2 separate regions of the Homo sapiens genome follow, and region 1 is linked to region 2. The links are chromatin contacts, found by Hi-C in ENCODE. All regions are on one chromosome and are shown on one strand. Each heading gives the region's core, a stretch centred on a gene start or an enhancer-like site at or near the end of the contact. The rest is flanking DNA. Distances are from core to core; before and after follow the strand shown.

Region 1 (3,004 bases), core at 119-2,618, 190 kb before region 2:
GCGACAGAGCGAGACTACGTCTCGAAAAAACAAAAAAAAGTTTTTGATTTTTGAAAAAAATCAACTGTGTGCTTGCTTCTTCAAAAAGAAGACTATACCAGGGCAGAAGATATTCCTATAAATACTTATGATTGACATCTGTAAATATTTATAGTATTAACTTTTTGTGGACACACAGTAGGGTGGGGCGGGGGTACTGGCATCCAGGGGAAGGGTAGATGTTTTCGTTGTTTCTATCCTGTAAGGACTGTCTGATGGCTACAAGTGTTAACGAAAAGCCAAACTGTATTGATCACATTTAAAAGCTCTCTCTCCAGAGTGGGCTATGCCACACTGCAGTATATTTATACAACGGAATACTCTATAGCTATTAAAATGAATAAAACATAGCTACATGGTACAACAGGGGTGAATCTCACAAACAAAGCAAAAAATGCAAGTCACGAAGAAGACATACAGTGTGATTTCATTCATATAAAATTCACAAACAGCTAAGTCCACTCTATCATACTGCGATGCATACATACATCGTAAAATCAAAAAGAAAAGCAAGAAAATGATTCTCACAAAAGGGAGGCTGGTGATGACCTGGGGAGGGGACACTGGGAGGTTAGGGGTGCTTGCAAAGCTCCCTTTCCTGGCCTGAGTGGTGGTTACACAGGGGTTTCCTTAATTATAATGTAATTTGTGTAATTACAATGCATTAAGATGTATTTTTTAAAAACATTTTCTCTTCGTATAGATCACATTACTCAAAAAAACGAGGAAAGCTGAAGCAAATATGACAATATTAACTAATCTCAATACCTGAATATCTGAATTAATTCAATTAATGAATTAATTGAATATCTCAAACTCTGCTGGGTCTATATCATTAATTATTATACTGCTATATGAAAAAAGCCAGGCCAAAAAAAAGATTACATACATTATATATGGAATTTGATATTCCATTTGTATAAATTTCCAGAAAATGCAACCTAACCTAGAGTGGGAGAAAGCAGACCAGTGGGTGCCCGGGGGCAGGGCTTTCAAAGGAGCCCAGGGAAACTGTTGGGGATGATAGATACGTTGATTATAATGATGGTTTTGCAGTGTATACTTTCATTAAAATGTATCAAGTTATACTCTTTAAATATGTGCAGTTTATTCTATGTCAGCTATACATCAACAAAGCAGTTAAAAAAAAACTCCCCTGTGCCTTTTCATATGTTTCTCATAGTCTTCAGTATGCATATACCGCTTTGGAAATGAGGAAGATACTTTTAAATGGTCAGAGAAACCTAAGTACCTTGAAGCTGTCTACCAGAGTTGTATGTATGCTTGTGGTCAGTCATGGGTTTCAATTATGTCAATGTATTTCTGTTCTGCTTTTGATAGAAAAAAGACCTCCACGCTCTTCCCTTCTGTCTTTTCTCCTCTCTCCCCTCTTTCTTTTCCCCTCTTCTCTCTGTCCCTCTCTCTCTCCCTCCCTTCCTTCTTCCCAGTCTCCCTTCCCCTTCTCTCTCCTTCTCCCCTTCTCCTCACTCTATTTCCTTTCTCTCTGTCCCTCTCTCTCCTCCCACCCTTCCTTATCAGTCTATTTCCTTTCTCTGTCTTTCTCTCTTTCTCTTTTTCTTTCTCTATCGCTCTTCTTCCCCCTCCTCTCTCTATCTCCCTCTCTCCTTTTCTCTTTGGTTCTCAGTCTTACTCTCTATCAGAAAACACTTTTCTTCAACTGAGCAGGCAGCTTTGGGAGACATGACAACACTCATAATAATGACAAACAATCATTTCTGTCATTTAATAGCATTTTATAGTTCACAACATGATTTCTCATATCTGTCTTCTGATTCTCACAACAATCCTTGGGTATAGTAACAGGAAAATAAAAAGCAACTGTAACCACTTCTGCCTTATAAGGAGGGTGGTAAATTTCACAACAGTGGGAAAGTAAATTTCTTTACTGCCCCTTCCACTTTCAGAGACTGTTAGTGAAGACAGCAGATGAAGGACAGAGACATTTCTTCTGCTCCAGTTCCCCACCCTTCAGCAATGGCATGGCCTCTTAGTTTTAATTAAAAAATGCATCCCTGGCTATGCAAAGATACATCCAGAGCTGAATTGAGGGTTGCGGCAAACACTGCTGTTGGCCTATCCAAAATATATTCTTTAGGGCCCTGACTTTTTGGTGAGCAGAAATGTGTCCCCACTAAAAAATTAGATTTCTTATCCTCCCTTCTAGATAAGAGCGGTCATGTGACTACCTTCAGGCTAATGGAATGAAGAAACTATTGTGTAGGATTGGAAATGCTCCCTAAAAAAGTGGCTGACTCTGTTGGCAGGTCTCTTGTTGACCTTCCTTCTTCCTCTACCCGAAATATGGATGTAATAACTGGTGCTGCGGCAGCCACTCTGCAGGTATGAGGTGGCCTTGATTGAGGACAGTGAGCTTGTGCTAAGTACACCAAAACAGAAACACAAGAGGAGATAAGGACATTAATGAGATGGTAGCATTACCACATCAGCCCTGGAATGCTTCTGTGGTTTGGATGTGTCCCCTCACCTCAAATTCAGGCGTTGCCAATGTAATATATTTAGTGTGGCTTTTTAGAGGTGGTCAGGTTATGAGGGCTTCTTCTTTGTTAGTGGAATTAAGGTCATTTTTAAAAAGCCTTCACACAGCAGGATTTGGCTAGCTTGCTCTTCACCTCTTCTGCCATATGAGCATGCAGCATCCTGCCCTTATAGTGGATGCAGTCTTACCAGACAATGAAACCGAACCTCCTAGTGCCTTGATATTGGACTTCAACACCTCCAGAACTATGAGGAATACACTTCCATTGTTTATACATTACCAGTCTGTGGTATTCTATCATAGCAGCCCAAAATGGACAAGCCAAATGCCTACTTCAAGACTTCTTTTACCTGAGAGAAAAACCTTAGACCTCATTTAAGGCATATTATACAGGTCTCTGTTGGGCCAAAATATAGTTTCTAAATGATAGAGAATTGATGAGCTTAG
Region 2 (2,763 bases), core at 260-2,759:
AAGTAAATCTGACCAGCACAAGGACCTGTTGTAACATTGTTTATGCTCTTGGGCTTTTGTTGTTTTGTTTTTTCTTTTTTTTCTAGAGATGGGGTATTGCTTTTTCACCCAGGCTGGAGTGCAGTGGCACAGTCATGGTTCACTGGAGCCTCGACTTCCCAGGCTCAAGTGATCCTTAGCTTCTCAAGTAGCTGGGACTACAGATATGCACCACCACACCCAGTTAATTTTTACATTTTTCTGTAGAGGCAGGATCTCACTATGTTGCCCAGGCTAGTCTTGAACTCCTAGACTCAAGTGATTCTCCTGCTTCAGCCTCTCAAAGTGCTGGGATTACAGGAGTGAGCCACCGCACCCGAGCAGGTTTATGCTTTTTGAAATACTATTATTGGTGGCCAGGCGTGGTGGCTCGTGTCTGTACTCCCAGCACTTTGGGAGGCCAAGGTGGGAGAATCACCTTGGTGGCCCATGAGTTCAAGGCCAGCCTGGGCAATGTAACAAAAACCCTGTCTCTACAAAAAAAAAAAAAAAAAAATTAGCCAGGTGTGGTAGTGTGCATCTGTAGTCCCAGCTACTCTGGAGGCTGAGATGAGAGGATTACCTGAGCTCAGGGAGGTTGAGGCTGCAGTGAGCCGTGATCTCACCACTGTACTCCAGTTTGGGTGACAGAGTGAGACCCCGTCCACCCCTCATCCAGCAAAAAAAAAATATATATATATATATATATATAAAAATATATAAGTAATATGATTGGTTCTTGTTATAACTTAGTCAATTAAGGATTCGAATGGTGGAACTTACATATACATGATTTTGTTTTTTCACGTCTTTTTACTTAATAAGTCATCCAAATAGATAACAAATCCCTTCTACTATTTATGGAATTGCACCAAGCCTACTATCATGAAGGCCTGATCCCCAAGGGATGTCAGACACAGGAGATCGTAGGCAGAGTTTTAAGTATATCTATCCCAAATGGAATGATGACTACACACTGATGATAATACTGACCAGGTTTCTGGATCCGGGAAGCCCTGGCTGTCCTGGAGGGCCAGGGGGACCTGGAAGGGCCACAGCTAAGACAAAACAGAAAAGAGAAGTTACACAAAAACCACACTCTGAAAAATGTCTGAGGTATCAGCTGACTCCCGGAGAGAAGTGTGTTCAACCCCATTCACAGCGCCACAAAGCATCCCAACTTCCACCTGTATCTTGGGTGCTGTGCCCCCAGCGTGTGACTTAGGCCACATTGACTGGTTCAGGGAAGAGCTGGGATTCTTGATTGTTACCCTGGATGAAGCCATGGCTAGTGCTTTTCCGTTTCATAAGTGAATCAATTCCTTTTGTGGTTGTTTTATAAAAGCCAGCTTAAGTTGAATATTTTGTCACTTGCATTCAAAAATGTCCTGACTCATATAACTTATTTCACCCAAGAGACAAGCATGTGACACTGAACAGAGGAAGCAGGCTCAGAAAGAGGAAGAGAAGGCTCTAGGGAGTGGGAGGAGACCAGGGTGGTGCAGTGACAGTAGCCCTGGCCTTGGGGCCAGAGACATGGACTCAAGTCCTTAAGTTTGTCCATTCCTAGCTGTGTGATCTCGAGGAAACAGCAAGCTCTCCAAAGCTGTTTCCTCATCTGCAAAATGTAAAATAGGCATTTCTTCTTCCCTGGGCTGCGGTGAGAACTGAGTGCTTTGAAAATTGTACATGTACAGCATTCATCCGGCCAGGAGCTCTTAGCTTTTGAAGAGTCACAGTGCCCTTAAAAATCAGATCAAGGTTAGTGCCCTCTTTCCCAGAGAAATGCACACATAATTCTATAAAAAAATATTACTGGGATGACAAATCCTGGAGGTATATCCTTGAACTCTCTAGGAGTCTATGATTCCTCAACTGAAAAGCCCTTACTTTAGGCAAACATAAAGTAGTATAATTACAACTATTCCTTTGGCTGTTCTTCTACCTCTCTCATCCTCTGCTCACCCTACCCCCGACAACTCCTCCAAATCTGCCAAGCTCTTGGCAGAATTAAGGGTGTTTTTACAAGCCCCAGTAAAATTATACAGTCCTTCAGGTCGTTGCAAGCAAATGTTCAGTTCCAACATAGGACTTGAACACCCACACACAGGTGGCAAATGTCTAGTGGATAGAGGGCCAGTGGACTCGGATTTGGATCCCAGCCATGCCTCCTAATAGAATTTGTGACCTCAAGTAAGTCTCTTCACCTCTGTGAGCTTCAGTGTCTTCATCCGTGAGATGAATTTTATAATAATATCTGTTTTATCTTCCTCCCAGGGTTGCTGTGAAGACTACATGGGATAATGGCCATGAAAGTGTTTTGTAAACTGAATTGCTATACATTATGTGAGAAGCAATCCTTGCTCAATGCAGCAAGGCATCCCGGCAGCCCTAATGTAGTGTTGCTGTGGACAACAGTTTTTCTCCACCTTGCACTCACCCTGTAATATGCCTCCACCTCCTGTAGTCCTACTCCTCCCTCATGGCTGTGTGGGCACCTGTGGTTCCATACACTCGGCACCTTCTTCCTTTGTAGGACCAGTGTCCTCATCTCCTTCTCTTGGGACCTTCCCTTCACCTCTACAACCATTTGGTTCCAGAAAGAGCTACCATGTTCTCATGTGATCCGACCTCCTGGTCATAGGTGATTTGTCCAAGATTGGGTACCTCACCCAAGTCAGGCCCATCAGGACCCTTCTCTAGGACTTCCCCATCCCAGGACTTTTCAAACTAAAATAGTAAAAG

What was found. Hi-C counts contacts between places; a loop is a spot of excess contacts on that map. Pooled maps may share reads with other maps.
Region 1: a pooled map shows a loop between it and region 2 (3-fold over the local background). The contact joins two enhancer-like sites. A Hi-C loop is called at or near these places in 3 of 37 single-sample maps with no recorded cell type and 12 of 50 pooled maps.

The regions. Positions count from the first base shown.
Region 1 is chr9:99,243,420-99,246,423 of GRCh38, reverse strand. No RefSeq gene overlaps it. Among named protein-coding and RNA genes, the nearest start is that of SEC61B, 23 kb to the right of the region's middle. Within about 2 kb of position 1,368, at least 3 of the 41 ENCODE cell types and tissues checked have a DNase peak (open chromatin) inside an H3K27ac peak, as active enhancers do.
Region 2 is chr9:99,058,202-99,060,964 of GRCh38, reverse strand. COL15A1 (collagen type XV alpha 1 chain) reads right to left here. Exons shown (of 42, transcript NM_001855.5): 36 at 1,012-1,076. Among named protein-coding and RNA genes, the nearest start is that of TGFBR1, 46 kb to the left of the region's middle. Within about 2 kb of position 1,509, at least 18 of the 41 ENCODE cell types and tissues checked have a DNase peak (open chromatin) inside an H3K27ac peak, as active enhancers do.